Linked DNA regions of Homo sapiens: region 1 is linked to region 2. Evidence: chromatin loops called from intact Hi-C (ENCODE). Cell type or tissue: A673. All regions are shown on one strand. Each heading gives the region's core, and the rest is flanking DNA. Links, peaks and the distances in the headings are about the cores only.

Region 1 (8,672 bases), core at 514-8,513, 56 kb after region 2:
TCAAAATTATCTGTTTTATTTTTTTTCAGGGAACTATTTACCTGAGAGTGTGTTAACTATTTCAGCTTGTGTGCCTTAATGTTTTTTTCTTTAAGCCAATAACAAAAAAATCCTAAATTGCCACAGTACCTACTGTTTATTAAGGGTCTACAAAAGGTCAGATACTGTAATGTCCCCTTGTAGATACATTATCAGGATATCTGGTATATACATTATCTGCCAGGTATGTAAGTGGGCATTTAGAATATAAGGACAATACGTAGTATTTCTTGAGTATTTATAATAGGCCAGGAACTCTTTCAGTACCTTTTTTTTTTTTGAGGCAGGGTCTTGCTCTGTTGTCCAGGCTGGTGTGCCATAGCACAAATGCAGCTCACTGCACCCTCGACCTCCTGGCCTCAGGCAATCATCCCACCTCAGCCTCCCGAGTAGCTGGGACTACAGGTGTGTGCCCCTATGCTTGGCTAATTTTATAAATGTTTGGTAGAGACAGGGGTTTCACCATGTTGCCCAGGCTGGTTGACCTCCTGCGCTCAAGTGATCCTCCTGCTCAGCCTCCCAAAGGGCTGGGATTATAGACATGAGCCACTACACCCAGCCTCTTTCAGTACTTTTAAAATTTATTTTTATTTTTTTAGACATAGGATCTTGCTCTGATGTGCAGGCTGGAGTGCAGTTGTGTAATCATAGCTCACTGTAACCTCTAACTCCAGGACTCACGCAATCCTCCTGCCTTGGCCTCCCAAAGTGCTGGGATGGCAGGAATGAGCCACCACACTTGGCCTTCTTTTAATACTTCATATTAAATTTCATAATTCCAAGGTGTAGAGACTATAATTATCTTCATTTTCAAGATAAGATAAATGAGACTGCACAATTGCTCTAGGTCACACAGCCAGTAAGGAACAGCTTTGGCTCTTAATCACTACCCAGAAGGCCTGAGAATATTCCAGGATGATTAAAAGAGCACAGTGCCTGCCCTCCTGGAGCTTCCAGTCTATAAGAGAAAAGGAGACAGAAATAGATACCTTCAAAGTGAGGAGGTAAAGGGAGTGTGCAAAGCAATTAGGCAGCAGAGGGAACAGGCTACTCTCATAGCCTACTCTCAGGAAGCCCAGAAGGGCTTCCTGGAAGAGCCAACACCTACTTAGAAGAATAAGTAGGAATAGATGAGGATGCCCAGCAGAAGGGGAGCTGGGGGAAGGTTGCTCCAGACAGAGGGCAGGGCACGAACAAAGGAACAGAAGTCAGAGTCGGCGGGGTGTGTGCATAGAAAGGGGTGGTCTGGGATGCTAGAATAGAAGATGCTCTGAAGCCAACTGGCAGCAGGAAGCACAACTGAGTCACGGCCACCCACAAGTGCAGATGTGTTCCAGCAGTGTAAACAAGATCTACAGAAATTGCTTCCCATTTTAAATGGAGATATGGAAGTTACTATTTAAAGCAAGCCTTTCTGGAAAAAGAATATTTACACCGTGAGAAATCCAGATCGACACATTTTATGTTTTCTCAAAGTAGTTGTGTACCATTCCCATGGTCCTTCATCAGCGTCTGACTTCCCAGGATGTGTTTTCGAAACTCCCACATGTGGATGTGTGTGCATATTTGTCCTACTGCAACAACTTCCTTCCCACGGGGCAGTTCAACATTCCCACGCTGATACCACTCTGGAAGTCCAGCACACGCTTTGGCAGATGTATACCCTATGCAGACTATCACGGAGAAGCCCTTCTTTATCATTCATCCAAATGTTTTACGAGCTCATCATCCTTCTTGGACAAAAGCCAAATATTGCCACTTAACATAGTCACTATATTTTTGAAACCCAGAGACGTACTCCAGGCCATCTAGCTAGAGAAAATCCAGCATTATCCATGTTAACTGGAAATGTTAACCTGCATAACTAAAGGAAGCCAGGTGGTCAGCAGCCCCCACATCCACAGTGCTGTGTTACTCAACAATAACAAGTTGTATATAAATTGGTTTCCATGGTTTGTTCATCTCGGCCGCTTTGCAGGTGGCTGGGAGACGCAGCTTGTCTCTCCGCCTGTTAAGGAGCGAGCATGTCCCATTTACCCGCGACATATTATACACCAGTGTTTCATAAATATCAGGCTGTTTGTCAAAGACGTGAGGCTTATCCTAACAGGTTAGGAGACAATGATGAGCCTGACTCTACTATTTTGCCTGCTGTCTTTTCAATTTCCTTTTGTTTTTCCTGCAAGAAACATCTCTCTGAAGTGCGTGCAAGATACTGATGAATTCCTTTCCGATCTGAATTCAGTGAAGCCCAAAGAATACGCTCTAAGAAGTAAGTAGGTTTCCCTGGCCCATTGTGTAGGTGAACACGTGTAGGTGAACACAGGGCAGTGGAGGTTTGTGCTGGGAGCATTCTAGACAAACTCTTGAGAATTAAAGACACAGAACCAGAAAGGAAAGAGAAGATGAGCCTTAATTTGCATTTTGCCAGGAATCAAAGAGGGAGGAGAATTTTTAGCGTAGGAGGCTCTACCGTCAGTCTAGCCAGAAGAATCTCACGAAGACCAACCTCTTAAGATGAGAGGCCGGGTACGGGGGCTCACATCTGTAATCCCAGCACTTTGGGAGGCCAAGGTGGGTGGATCACTTGAGGTCAGAAGTTCGAGACCTGCCTAGAGAACATGGTAAAACCCCGTCTCTACTACAAATACAAAAATCAGCCAGGTGCGGTGGTGCACGCCTCTACTCCCAGCTACTTGGGAGGCTGAAGCAGGAGAATCACTTGAACCTGGGAGGCGGAGGTTGCAGTGAGCAGAGATCATGCCAGCCTGGGCAACAGAGCGTGACTTCTTCTCAAAAAAGAAAAAGATGAGAATAGTTTATATACTGTATGATGCTGATTATTATTAACATCATTGATGTCATCAATATGGATAACATTTCACTGTTATATGAGATATCTTGGGTTTTTTTTTTTTTTTTTGAGATGGAGTCTCACTCTGTCACCCAGGCTGGAGTGCAATGGTACGATCTTGGCTCACTGTAACTTCGACCTTCTGGGTTCAAATGATTTTCCTGCCTCAGCCTCCTGAGTAGCTGGGATTATAGGTGCCCGCCACCATGCCTGGCTAATTTTTGTATTTTTATTTTCACCATGTTGGTCAGGCTGGTCTCGAACTCCTGACCTCATGATCCGCCCACCTTGACCTCCCAAAGCGCTGGGATTACAGGCGTGAGCCACTGCCCCCGGCTGGCTTCTTTTTCTAGACATTTAGTTTGCTTTTAGTAATGAGTTGCTTCCTTATTTGGGGAAAAAGTCTTGCCCATTCTGTGCTTGATAGTAAATGCTAAGGAGTGTGTTGGTAAATGCACGGGCTCAAGCTGGAAGGAGTGAGACTGTAGCCACGCCTCTTGGCATGTGATATAGATGGACTTCGGATGGTCAGAAGTTTATTATTAGTATTTCCCAAAATCATTCCCACAACTAAAGAGACACATACTTTCCTGCCGGAAAGGGACAAAAAAATCAGATGTGTTTTCATTGGGGTAACCTCTTTTTCAGAAGAATGATTCATAGTTGATGCTGATGGAAACCACTAACAAGGAAAAATGTAAAAACTTGCTTTTTCCAAAGCCAGACAAATGAACATAGCAATTTCCATTCACATTTTGAATGCATGACTAATGTACTTTGTATTGAAAAATGCTTAGTAGCATAATATCCATCATAAAGGTAATCAAAAGCTTTCATCTGATATTTTGTAATTCAAAATAGCACATAATTTGAAGCAGTTGCCATTCTACATGGGATTAGATGTCTGGATACTTAATGAAATAGCGAGAGAATACAAATCCAATTGATTTACTAGCCATCTTCTTCAAGTCCCATTTTGAAATTGATTGTGTTTTGCTACAACACTTGGTGATGTTGACAGGGAACATTCTGACAAACTGGGGCCAAATAAGCGGGCCAAGAAAATCCAGAAGGTGCCATGGCTGGCTCAGATTCCTGGTGATGAGGTGGTGGCACATATTGTCATCATTAGTCACAGCCATGTTAATGCTATATTTGCCTTGTAAGTTGCTCTAGTCATGCACTAACCTTGTTCCATCTGTAGGAGCCTGAAAATTGAAAATCTTGTAAGTTAAAAAGATACCTCCAAGATAAATGGTTTGGGAAAGAATTGAATGATTTATCTAAGTGGATAGATGACTTAATTTATTTTAACAGATGAATACAATAATCGGTAGTTTTTTAAACTGATTTTCATTCTAATGTACCGGAAAATACTTGGCGTTGTTGCTCTGACATTTCGCCTGAGATTTTTGAGCACAGCATGTCGTTCTGACCTTAGTTCTCAGCTTGGTTTTCCTGGCAGTCATGCAGATGGAAAAAGAATAAGAGTCACTGGTGAGAGTACTTTTATACGGCAGGCATCATTCCGAGGCTTGGACGGGAGCGGTGCCATTTAGTTCTAGCAGCCACTATGCGGGGGAGGACAGTGTTAGTATCATCTCTTTTATAAAAGAGGAAATGGAGCCACAGAAATGCAAAGTATCCTGCCTGCAGTGGTAGAAATAGGATTTGAGCTCACATCGTCCGATTCCTGAGTCTGCACTTTTAATTGTTGAATAAAATAAGCAACAACAGGGCTGGGTACGGTGGCTCACGCCTGTAACCCCAGCACTTTGGGAAGCTGAGGCAAGCGGATTGCTTGAGCTCAGGAGTTTGAGACCAGCCTGGCCAACATGATGAAACCCCGTCTCTACTAAAAATTGAAAAGTTAGCCTGGTGTGGTGGCACATACCTGTAGTCCCAGCTGCTCAGGAGGCTGAGGTGGGAGGATCACTTGAGCATGGGAGGCGGAGGTTGCAGAGACCCGAGATTGCTCCACTGCACTCCAGCCTGGGTGACAGAGCAAGACTCTGTCTCACAAAAAAAAAAAAACACAAAAAATAAATAAATAAAATAAGCCACAACAAGAGAAACAAGAACAACAGAATAAAACCCAATAGCAAGAAGAGTGAAGCAGAGCTACACATATCAATATGGAAGGATCGCATGGAAATAACATCAAGAAGAAAAAAACAAGCTGTAGAAAGTTATATACATATATAAGTTTAAACAAATGCAATTTAAGATGCTATCTTGCTCTATGTGGTTCTACATACGTAGGTCAAATGTTCAGAAATGCATGAGAATGATAACCTCCAAATTCAGTCCAGGGCTAGCCTTGGTGGGGATGCAATTAGGAACACACATTTCAAATGATTGGTCAAGTTTTACTTTTTAAGCTGGGTGGTGGGAACATAGGCATTTGTTTTATTGTTTATGCCTTTTTAATGTATTAAATATCACACAATAGCTTTTTTTTTTTTTTTTTTTTTTTTTTTGAGACAGTTTCACTCGTCACCCAGGCTGGAGTGCAATGGTGCGATCTCTGCGCCTCTGCCTCCGGGATTCAAGCAATTCTCCTGTCTCAGCATCCCAAGTAGCTGGGATTACAGGCATGCGCCACCACACCTGGCTAATTTTTGCAATTTTAGTAGCGACGGGGTTTCGCCATGTTGGCCAGTCTGGTCTCGAACTCCTGACCTCAAGAGATCTGCCCGCCTCGGCCTCCTGAAGTGCTAGGATTACAGGCGTGAAACACCACTCCCAGCTTCATGATGGCATTTTTAAATGCCACCTCCAATCCCCAAACACAAAGATGGTGGCAGGCATGGGCTATACAGGAGCTTGGATAATCGGCCAGGGCCTGAGGAATAAGGTAGAGAGAGAGTCCTTGAGTCATGGCTGTTCTAGAACAGGAGAGAGACTGATATTTAGAGAGACTCAATCCAGCAGTGGGCAAGATGGATTAAAAGGGGCAGCCATGGTAGGAAACACTGTAGTAATCTAACTCCAAAAGGAGGCTCCGTTTCAATCTTTCCACCATCTTTTTCCATTTGCTTTCTAACATTCTCATGTCCACCATCCTTACAGAAACAAAATCCACGAAGTACTTTTGTGTGCTTTGGTTTTGCCACCCTCCAAGGATCTTGGGATTTTTATTTTATGTCTCTTTTCGCTGCTGAAGTCCTTAGCGAGTGTTCTGGACTCACTGTTTCTGGTTTTGTTGCTGCTGTTTTAAACTCCATAAACCTCAGAAGTCCTACATTCAACTTCTTATCACGTACAAAAACCACATCCAGGCCAGGCACAGTGGTTTATGCCTGTAATCCCAGAACTTTGGGAGGCCCAGGCAGGCAGATCACCTGAGGTCAGGAATTCAAGAGCAGCCTGGCCAACATCGTGAAGTCCCATCTTTACTAAAAATACAAAAATTATCTGGGCATGGTGGCAGGCACCTGTAATCCCGGCTACTCAGGAGGCTGAAGCAGGAGAGTTGCTTGAACCCAGGAGGCAGAGGTTGCAGTGAGCTGAGATCACTCCATTGCACTCCATCCTGGGTGACAAGAGCTAAACTCCATCTCAAAAACAAAACAACACAACAAAAACCACATCCAGAAAGATCACTGGTATCCTCTCTCCTGGTTATTGTTAAATGTTCTTTCTCCTTAATGTCTACAAAGAGTCAAACTCTGTAAAATACTTGAAGAGATTTATTCTGAGCCAAAATGAGTGACTGATGTCCTGTGACACAGCCCCAGGAGATCCTGAGAACATATGCCCAGGTGGTCAGACTTCAGGTTAGTACATTTTAGGGAGATACGAGACATCAGTCAATCCAGGTAAGATGTGTATTGGTTGGTCTGAAAAGGTGGGACAACTGGAAGGGGGTGGGGTGGCTTCTAGGTCATAGGTGGATTCAAAGCTTTTCCTATTGGCAATTGGTTGAAAGAGTTTATCTAAAGACCTGGAATCCATAGAAGGAAGTGTGTGGGTTACGTTAAGGGATTATGGAGACCTAGGTTATTATGCAGATGAAGCCTCCAGGTAACAAGCTTCAGAGACAATAGGTTGTCAATGTCTCTTATCAGACTTAAGTCTGTTCTATCAGTCTTACGTTAACACTGGCCGGTTGTGCCTGAATTCTGAAAGGGAGGAGGGCATAATGAGGGATGTCCCCCCTCCCTTCCCATTGTGGCCTGAACTAGTTTTTCAGGTTGACTTTGGAATGCCCTTGGCTGAAAGGAAGGGTGCATTCAGATGGTTGGGGGTCTTAGAATCATATTTTTGTTTACATTAACCACCATGGAATGAGCTGCCCTTCCTCTTTCTTCATACTTATCTATTTCTATTGTAATTCTGGGTCGGGTCCCCTGTCTGGGCTGTCCTTCTATGCTGATAATTGGTCTCTTTTCTCCTTCTCTTTCTCTCTCTGCCTGACCCCCTGAACCTTCCCACAGGCACTTTGTTCCTTTCCTCATTGTACTTCTCTTGTAAACGAATCCAGGTTTAGAGACAGGATACTAAGCAGTGGAAATTGTGCTAGGCTGGCAATGGTAAGGCCTGGGACCGCCTCCTGCTTAGGCCAATCACCAGCTGTGTGGCCACATCATCTTGCTTAACACTTCACCTTTAACAAGGTTCCTCACCTGTAAATGGCCAGGCTGTGTCCTCAATTCTGGAAATCTACAGCAACTTTAAGAAATTCCAACCAAACCCTCATGACACATAGTTTACCTATAACAAACCTGCACATATACCTAGAACCTAAAATTTAAAAAAGGAATTCCAACTCCTAAGCCCAGCAGTGTGCTACAGGTAGTCTGTGCTGGCTTGAGAGAGCCAATTGTTAAGTGTCAAGGTGGTTGTTAAATATATTTTTAGGGGCTAACTCATGCAAATTTACAATTAAATTTTATTAAGAACAACAGTAATAATTTTTTTGAGACAGAGTCACTCTGTCACCCAGGCTGGAGTACAGTGGGGCAATCTTGGCTCACTGCAGCCTCCCCCTCCTGGGTTCAAGCAATTCTCCTGCCTCAGCCTTCTGAGCAGCAGGGATTACAGGTGTGCGCTGCCATACCTGGCCAATGTTTATATTTTTAGTAGAGACGGGGTTTCACCAAGTTGGTCAGGCTGGTCTCAAAACTCCTGACTTCAGGTGATCTGCCCACCTTGGCCTCCCAAAGTGCTGGGATTACAGGTGTGAGCCACCATGCCCAGCCCAAAAGTAATAAATATTCAAAACTCATCACTTCCTAATTATTTTACTACATTAAAAAAAATCTATCTGTAGGTCAGGTGCAGTGGTTCATGCCTGTAATCCCAGTACTTTGGGAGGCTGAGGTGGGCGGATCACGAGGTCAAGAGATCGAGACTATCCTGGCCAACACGGTGAAACCCTGTCTCTACTAAAAATACAAAAGTTAGCCAGGCGTGGTAGCATGCTCCTGTAATCCCAGCTACTCGGGAGGCTGAGGCAGGAGAATCGCTTGAACCTGGGAGGCAGAGGTTGAAGTGAGCCAAAATCGCGCCACTGCACTCCAGCCTGGAGACAGAGAATCTGTCTCAAAAAAAAAAAAAAAGAAAAAAAAATCTATCTATATTGTTAATGCTATTTACAGCTCTCATGTCTGTATAGTGGAAGTCACTGCTATGCTACTGTGCACGGCCTTCTAAGTTCGTGTTCAGGGACGTCACCTTGAGAGCTGGGGGTCAGCCACGGGGGCTGTATCTTCATCAGGGAAGTCAGCAATTGCTACAAGTCAGGGCTTGATTTATTGTTTTATTGTCTAGACTG
Region 2 (8,672 bases), core at 123-8,122:
CAATGAGCCGGGATCACACCACTGCACTCCAGCCTGGGCGACAGAGCGAGACGTTGTCTCAAAAAAAAAAAAAAAAAAAAAAAAAAAAACCCATAAACAATTAAGTTGATTTATAATAGGAAAAAAACTAAAATATACTTCCGAAGGGCCATTAAAAACCTAAAAGGGCTATGAAAGTGTGTTCATCTCACCCAGTTTTTGCAGTTACACGTGTGTTATGGTCTTGTGCTAATGACCGTGTGTTTATTTTTCTAACAGATGTGTGCATTGCAATGTTGTGTACTCTGATGTGGCTGCTCTGAAGTCTCACATTCAAGGTTCTCACTGTGAAGTCTTCTACAAGTGTCCTATTTGTCCAATGGCGTTTAAGTCTGCCCCAAGCACACATTCCCACGCCTACACACAGCATCCTGGCATCAAGATAGGAGAACCAAAGTAAGTCATACCGACTTTCAAGTTTTACTCCACTGCTTTATTAGCAATTTAGAAGCAAGGTAGTAGTCGTTCTATTGAATAACATTTACCAAGATCTGAAAAATTATGCAGCTATGCCAATTTTGATGCTTTATGAAATACAGCTCATAGCTCATCCAAATCTTTCTGTTCTTTCCAGGTAAAGACCTTGTCCAAAAACGTTACCTATTATTTATGCTCTTGTCACGAATTTTTGCTCAACAAGTAAATATTTATATTTTTTTCTTAAGATGAATTTTTTTTTTTTTTTGAGACAAGAGTCTCGCTCTGTCGCCCAGGCTAGAGTGCAGTGGTGCGATCTTGGCTCACTGCAACCTCCGTCTCCTGGGTTCAAGCGATTCTCCTGCTTCAGCCTCCTGAGTAGCTGGGACTACAGGTGCATGCCACCACTCCTGGCTAATTTTTTGTATTGTTAATAGAGATGGGGTTTCAAGGTGTTAGCCAGGATGGTGTCGATCTCCTGACCTCGTGATCCACCTGCCTTGGCCTCCCAAAGTGCTAGGATTACAGGCGTGAGCCACGGCACCCAGCCTCTTAAGATGATTTTTGACAACTCCTAGGAAAACTATTTTTTAGAAACCCTGTCATCTTTAAATTTTTCCATAGTTCCTTTTTTATAGGGTACACTTTTGCTTAAAAAGTAATATTTTTAAGATGAAGGCAACTTAAGACACTGGTTACTGAATTTAACTTCATAGCCAGTATAAGTCCCTGATTAGTAAATTTTTTTTTGCCTTAATCTTGCTCTTAATTTGATTGATTTTTGCTTTGTGGAGTCTTTAATAATGAAGCGGTTCTTTAGCAAAAAGGGGCTGCCTGCCTGCAGTAGGGGCAGCTTAACAAAGAGGAGGGAGTGTGGGCACTGGAGCCGGTCGGAATCCTGCCACCCACCGGCTGGGTGACCTGGGACCTGCACTGTCTCAGCGGCCATCTTCTCCCCCATGAAGTGAGGGTCCTGCTTAAGTGAGGATGAGATGAGATGATGTATTTAAAATGTGTAGCACAACAGTGCCTGTGTCTGGAGCATGGAGGGCTCTGTCAGCATTAGTTCCTTCCTGTGTGTCTTCGCTCCCTCCTTGTGCACACAGCACTGGATTAATGCTCCTGGTTGTGCTCCTTTTATTCCTGGATTAGTTATCGCAACATAGAGTTTGATCATTACAAGAAGCTAGATTTGCTGTCCAAATCTGTTGCTGTGTTTTTGCCCATAACTCCATAATTAAGGAAGTATTAGGGGGAAGATACACAGCTATGCCATATTTTACACACACACACACACACACACACACACACACACACTCTTTCTCTCTCTCTCTCTCTCTCTCTCTCTCCTGGCTTTTGTTGAAACATTTAGTTTTGGGGAAATGTGATTGAATACTACAGAAGTGACTGTTTTATCAAAAAAAAAAACATGTTGAAGTTAAATTTTATTTTAGTAGGACCTTCATTCTGATCTTTGTAGGTTGATCCCAAAATGAAACACATTACAAATTAAGGAATCCATACATGTCTTGATGTCTTGACTCTGAAGATGGGGATTAGTGAATTTTAGTGTCTTCAGTTTTCAGGACTGTTAGACTTGTGGGTACTAATGTAGCCTTTCCCCCTGGGATGAATACAGTTTTTATTTGGTTCTTTATTAAAATAAATAAAATTTGATTGTCAGAAATGTGTGTGACATCTGGAACAGTAGTTGTTACCTCAGAATGTAAGGAAGCAAATGATTAAAATAGGCTAAAACAGTTTTCTTCAAATTTGGGTATTGTATAGAAAACAATTATTCCAGTGGTTTCTTTTCTCTCTCTCTCTTTTTTTTTTTTTTTTTTTTATGAGACAGAGTCTCATTCTGATCCAAACTGGAGTGTGATCACACCTCACTGCAGCCTTGACCTCCTGGGCTCAGGTGATCCTCCTGCCTCAGCCTTTCTAGTAGCTGGGACCACAGGTGCACACGCATACCACCACGCCTGGCTGATTTTTAAGTTTTCTGTAAAGATGGGATTTTGCCGTGTTGCCAAGGCTTGTCTTGAATTCTTGGGCTCAAGCAGTCCTCTCAAAGTGCTGGGATTGCAGGTGCGAGCCACTGCACCCAGCCCCAGTATTTTCTTTTCTTTTCTTTTTTCTTCTTTTTTTCTTTTCTCTTTTCTTTGTTTCTTTTCTTTTTTCTTTTCTCTCTTCCCCTCACCTCCCTTCCTCTTTCTTTCTTTTCTTTCTTTCCATCTTTCTTCCTTCCTTTTCCTTCCTTCCTTCCTTCCCTCCTTCCTTCCTTTTCTCTTTTCTTCTTTCCTTTCCTCCCTCCCTCTCTCCCTCCCTCCCTCCTTCCCTCCTTCCCTTCCTTCCTTCCTTCTTTCTTTTCTTTTCTTTTTTTCTACCCCCGCCCCCCCCTCAGTCTCGCTGTGTCGCCCAGGCTGGAGTGCAGTGGCACGATCTCAGCTCACTGCAAGCTCCACCTCCCGAGTTCAAGCCATTCTCCTGCCTCAGCCTCCTGAGTAGCTGGGACTACAGGCGCCCACCACCACGCCTGGCTAATTTTTTGTATTTTTAGTAGAGATGGGGTTTCACCGTGTTAGCCAGGATGGTCTCGAACTCCTGACCTCGTGATCCGCCCACCTTGGCCTCCCAAAGTGCTGGGATTACAGGCGTGAGCCACCGCGCCTGGCCCCTCCCTCCCTCCCTCCCTCCCTCCCTCCCTTCCTTCCTTCCTTCCTTCCTTCCTTCCTTCCTTCCTTCCTTCCTTCCTTCCTTCCTAAGTGCAAGCCTAAAAATAGGTACTGTATTTTAAATTATAAAAATGAAACAAATTTGTAGAAGAAGTGGTTAACAAAACTCCAAAGCCAGTGAAAGATAAGTTAATCGCATGGATTCAGTGTGAGGGCTGGTCTGGCTGCCTGGAGCCCTCACCCGCAGCCTGACTGTGGCAATGACGGCTGCTGCACCAGCTCTGTTGGGCCCAGTAGGCCTGTACTGCAGTGTTCCCGGAGATAACCCTCCCTCACCCCCTTTTCCAATTAAAACTAAGGTAAAAGCTTTCATCCTGTGGCTGTTTGGCCTACATTTGACCCAAAGGTTTCTTTTGGCATTAAATCCATCTCTATTCTGTTTACATAAGTCCAAAATGACTAAATAGTCCCAGCTCAGGCAGTGAAATTCCCCAGCAGTATTTGTTTAACAGGTGGTTATACAAATAACATAAATGTATGCAAATGATTTGCATTACTTTTTTAAATGATCAGTGTTAAAATAACCTCTCACCCGTTTTTCTTAGAGAACATATGGATGTATGAAAAAATACCCAGCATCCCAGTTCAAAAAGCATGGCACACGATTGTTGTTTAATTTACTGCATTTACTCTGTGCTGGGTACTGTTGTAAGCACTTTGTTTCTTGTTTTCCAGTGTGTGGGCAGGCATAGTACCCTGCTGTTTAAAAGGAAACTCTGAGTACCCCTTAATCTTTTCTGGATAATTTGAGATCATTTTGACTGTCCATTACTATATCTTTTTTTTTTTTTTTTTTTGAGATGGAGTCTCGCTCTGTCACCCAGGCTGGAGTGCAGTGGCGCGATCTCTGCTCACTGCAACCTCCGCCTCCCGGGTTCTCGCCATTCTTCTGCCTCAGCCTCCTGAGTACCTGGGACTACAGGCGCCCACCATCACGCCTGGCTAATTTTTTTGTATTTTTAGTAGAGCCGGGGTTTCACCATGTTAGCCAGGATGGTTTTGATTTCCTGACCTCGTGATCCACCCACCTCGGCTTCCCAAAGTGCTGGGATTACAGGCATAAGCCACCGCGCCCAGCCTTTTTTTTTTTTTCCTTTTTTTGAGATGGAGTCTCGCTCTGTTGCCAGGCTGTAGTGCAGTGGCGCAATCTTGGCTCACTGCAACCTCCAACTCCCTGGTTCAAGCGATTCTCCTGCCTCAGCCTCCTGAGTAGCTGGAATTACAGGCACGCGCCACCATGTCCAGCTAATTTTTGTATTTTTAGTAGAGATGAGGTTTCTCCATGTTGGCCAGGAGGGTCTCGATCTCTTTACCTTGTGATCCGCCTGCCTCAGCCTCCCAGATTGCTGGGATTATAGGTGTGAGCCACCATGCCTGGCCTATATCTTATGGTAATGAAGTTTTGTGTCTGCTTCTATTTTTTCCTTGACTGCTGATTAACAGCAGTTTCTTTTGCTGTGCCTTCCTTTTATTTGCAATTTCTAAATGTATGTAAGTGGAGAAATGAGAACTTCAAAATAAGAATTGTATAAGAGACAAGAGTTTTTGAACATGTTCCTGAGAAGTAAAACACGCAAAATTAGAATAGCAGCATGAGAGAGGAGTATGGAGTCAGAGGAAGCTGAATTTGAACTTTAGCCCTAGAATCTGTTTAACACCAAGCAGATTATCTAGTCTGCTAAGTCCTGGTGTCCCATCTGTGAAATGGCAGCAGTGTCATCTACCTCACTGTGGCTGTGGGGATTAGGTGTATGACGCGGAGGGTGGTGCTTTGCCCCTAGTTGGATTCAGTTGATGGTAATGTAGGAGGTTTATGGCAGCAATTTCAAAGCTTGGAGTCTTTTATTTATTTGTTGTGACACCTGTTTGAAGTATTCTGGAGAGTTTGTTGCTGTAAATTTGACCTGAGTATGGGTATTTGGTTTTAGCTTTTTATTCTTTTCTCTTTCTCCTTCCTTTCCCGCTCCCCCTCTCCTCCTCTCTCTCTTCCTTCTTCTCCTTCCCGTACTGGCTTTGTTGTGGTGTAGTCACCCTGCTACTCATCCGATCTTGCATTTAGGATTAGGTCCAGACTTCCAGGTTTGGCTTTCAAAGCCCTGCACAACTCTAAAGCACCCTCTCTGGCCACTCCCACACCCCTGGGAGTCCAGCTACACTGGGGTTCTCACTGTTTCCTAGCACACGGTGCCCAGTAGACCCCTGCCTTTGTGCAGAGTGGTCTCTCCATCTTGAATGCTGCCCCTCCTCTCTGCCTGGTAGCCGGTCTCCCTGGGGATTTTCCATTTTCATTGGAGAGTTTGCTCCATCCTCAGATTCTGCTCCTAAAAGACATGTCTGTGAGGTTTGTCGTATTTGGACTTTAAAAAAAAAATCAGCTGCAGTTTGTAATGGATTTTATCCTACAAAAAAGCTGGAAGAACATGGAGAGAACGCATGCATCTTTGCATCTTTTTCCCCCAGATTCCTCGGTTGTTAGCGTTGCAGTCATTGGTCTGTCTCCCTCCCTGCTTTGTATTTAGGAGGAAAGGGGGACCATGATGTAAATGCTTTGGTGTGTTCTGCTCTCTTCCACAAAAGGAACTTGTGTAAGTAACCTCCGTGCAGCCCCCCAGTCAGGAAGTCATTGTTGATTACAATACCATCCAATTCATTGACTTCATCCAGATTCCTCCCAGTTGTTATGCGTGTCTTTCTCCTCTCTGGTCCGAGATCTTATCTGGGTGTACATTTTGGATTTACTTGTGCTGCCTTATCAGTGTCCTTCCGTCTGAAGCAGTTGCTCAGTGTCCCCTGTTCTCATGTCTTTGGCCGTCCAAAAGGGGACCCAGGCCTCTCCTGTGGCTGACCCTCACTTGGTCTGTCACTGCACTGTCATTGCTGGACTCAGGCATGTGCTCTTGGTGGCAATGCCTGGGCCGTGATGCCATGCTTTTCTCAAAGGATCACTCTGGGGGCAAGGGCGACATCCACCTGTCTTACAAGGTAGTGGTGATGCCACCCTTCATCATCGAGGCGAGGCAGTTTCTCCATTATAAAGTCACCATTTTCCCTTTTATATCTGTTAGTATTTTGTGGGGAGGGATTCTAATATTACACCAACAACCTGCTCAGCCTCCTCAGAATGATAGCTACGTAAATAGATGGTCTCCTGTTTTACACTTCCTGTTGTTAAGACAGCACGTCCAAACAACAGAATCCCTCCCCAAAGGAATGTAGCATGAACAAAATGAGCTGTGGCATAGCTGTGAAATAGTGATTTCTCAAAATGTGAAAATTGAGTTCTCAGCAATTTCTTAGCCTAGCTAGTAAATCTCAGTTCTTTTCTTGAGGCTATCCTTATTTATTTATTTATTTTTTTTTTTTTTTGAGACGGAGTCTCCCTCTGTCACCAGGCTAGAGTGCAGCAGCGTGGTCTCAGCTCACTGTAACCTCTGCCTCCTGGGTTCAAGCGATTCCCCTGCCTCAGCCTGCCAAGTAGCTGGGACTACAGGTGCACGCCACCATGCCCTGCTAATTCTTTTTTGTATTTTAGTAGAGACGGGGTTTGACCATGTTGGCCAGGTTGGTCTCAATCTCCTGACCTTGTGATCCGCCTGCCTCGGCCTCCCAAAATTCTGGGATTACAGATGTGAGCCACTGCGCCCGGCCAAGTCTATCCTTTTTAAAACAATTGTCCTATGCCAATTACAGAAAAAACAGGAAGTAGAGACAAACAAAGCAATAAAAATACATATACTATCATCCAGCAGAGATGCTGACAATCCTATGCCTTCTCTTTCTTTTCTATGCCCTTTAAAAAATGTGATCATACCATACATTCTATCTTGTTATCTTCTGTTTTAATTTGCATGAAAATCTTTCCATGCCATTGGTATAGGTCTGTGACATCATTTTAAAAAATCTTCATATAGTTTTTTTTTTTTTTTTTTTGAGACACAGTCTTGCTCTGTTGCCCAGGCTGGCGTACAGTGGCGTGATCTCAGCTCACTGCAACCTCTGCCTCCTGGGCCCAAGCGATTCTTGTGCCTCAGCCACCTGTAGCTCCCACACCCAGCTAATTTTTTGTATTTTTAGTAGAGATAGGGTTTCGCCCTGTTGCCCAAGCTAGTCTCAAACCCCTGAGCTCAGGCAATCCACCTGCCTCAGCTTCCCAAAGTGCTGGGATTACAGGCATGAGCCACCATGCTGGCCTAGTTTTCTATTTAACCACTTATTTATACTCTTGGACATTTGGGCCGTTCACAACACTAAGCAGTTTCAAACAGGGAGGAAGTGAACATCTTTGTCACACCTGCTACGGTTAATGATGACAAATGATTAGTATACAACATTGTGCTGCATTGTACGGCCCCGAAAACCTTGTCTGCTTCTCAACACCCCCTCCCCCAAGGGTACTTGTGCTCTGCAGTAAAGTAACTAACATCTCAAGACCTTGTAAAAACAGGCCAATCCAGTTAAACTTATAAATCTTACGGGGAAAAAGAGAAAAAAGTTACATCTGTAACTTTGGACAGAGAATTGCACAGTGAGGTTTGAAGCTACATGGGAAGTCCTCTCTCAGGGCCCTGAGAGAGGGAAGGCAGGTGGTTTTAGGAGGCATTCCGTTCTTCAACTTTGCCGTAGGAATGCCAGGTAAAACCTCAACTTCTCTCTTTTCATTTCTGACCCTCACATCCAGTCAGCTTTTCTCTGACCTTTTCCTAAGCGGCTCCTTAGAATTCTTTGTGCCCATTCTCACAGTTCTCCAGAGGAAATACAGATGCCCATAGGCCCTCTCCTATGTGCCAGGGTGACCCAGAGCAGTGACTAAAAAATGGTGACCTGCTGCCATCAGAGCTGTTCTCAAATGACCGAACACACATCCATTGGAGGCAGAGGCCGGCAGCAGGGTAGACGCAGCCCTTTACCCTCTCAAGACATCTCGTGCCCTCGTTTCAGTAGAGAGTGTGGATGGGCAGGAGGGATTATGTTCAGAAGGTTCAGGTCTGCTGAATTCATTTGAGGAGGCTGCTTGTTAGTAACATATTAGTCATGGAAATAGTTTGTAGGAGACAAGTGAATATTTTAAGTCATTTAAAGCGTAAGAAACATTCAAGCATTGTTGAAATAACAGTGGTATCGATTTTATTTTCTGTTTCTTGATTTTACTGTATATTTGTTTACTGGTGTAGGGCTTCCTGTGTTAAGAACAGGTATAGAAATATTGACATTCAAATGTAAAATTGCTACTGACTCTAAATGAAAACTTTGGAGTTGAGTAGGCCTATTTAGTTTATTAATCAGATTAACATTCTTTTCCAAGTTAGGGTATCATCATTGCCTTGTCTGATCTTAAAAAAAAAAATCTTTAAAAAAAAAGGATGCTTTTGCTCTGTGTTAAAGTAACATGAAGACTTTGTACAAACATGTGCCAGTTATAGATTTGTGAATAGTAAAATGGTCATTAATTTAGATTTCTAAGTAAATGTAGCTGAATGC

What was found. Hi-C counts contacts between places; a loop is a spot of excess contacts. Peaks named below come from ENCODE experiments on the same cell type or tissue, not always from the same donor. Only the 100,000 strongest peaks of a DNase experiment are listed, where the experiment ranks them.
Region 1: a loop joins it to region 2, with 2.7 times the contacts of the local background. A loop is called at or near these places in 7 of 110 quality-filtered maps.

What each region holds. Positions count from the first base shown.
Region 1 is chr18:58,994,574-59,003,245 of GRCh38, forward strand. It overlaps the pseudogene OACYLP. Among named protein-coding and RNA genes, the nearest start is that of ZNF532, 130 kb to the left of the region's middle. In A673, for the core only: no CTCF peak of the experiment used is centred there; DNase peaks (open chromatin) are centred at 1,768, 3,518, 4,008 and 4,458; H3K4me3 peaks cover 666 bases; H3K27ac peaks cover 4,367 bases.
Region 2 is chr18:58,939,187-58,947,858 of GRCh38, forward strand. It overlaps ZNF532 (zinc finger protein 532), which reads left to right. Exons shown (of 10, transcript NM_001375912.1): 5 at 259-435. Among named protein-coding and RNA genes, the nearest start is that of ZNF532, 79 kb to the left of the region's middle. In A673, for the core only: no CTCF peak of the experiment used is centred there; DNase peaks (open chromatin) are centred at 3,365 and 3,865; H3K27ac peaks cover 7,090 bases.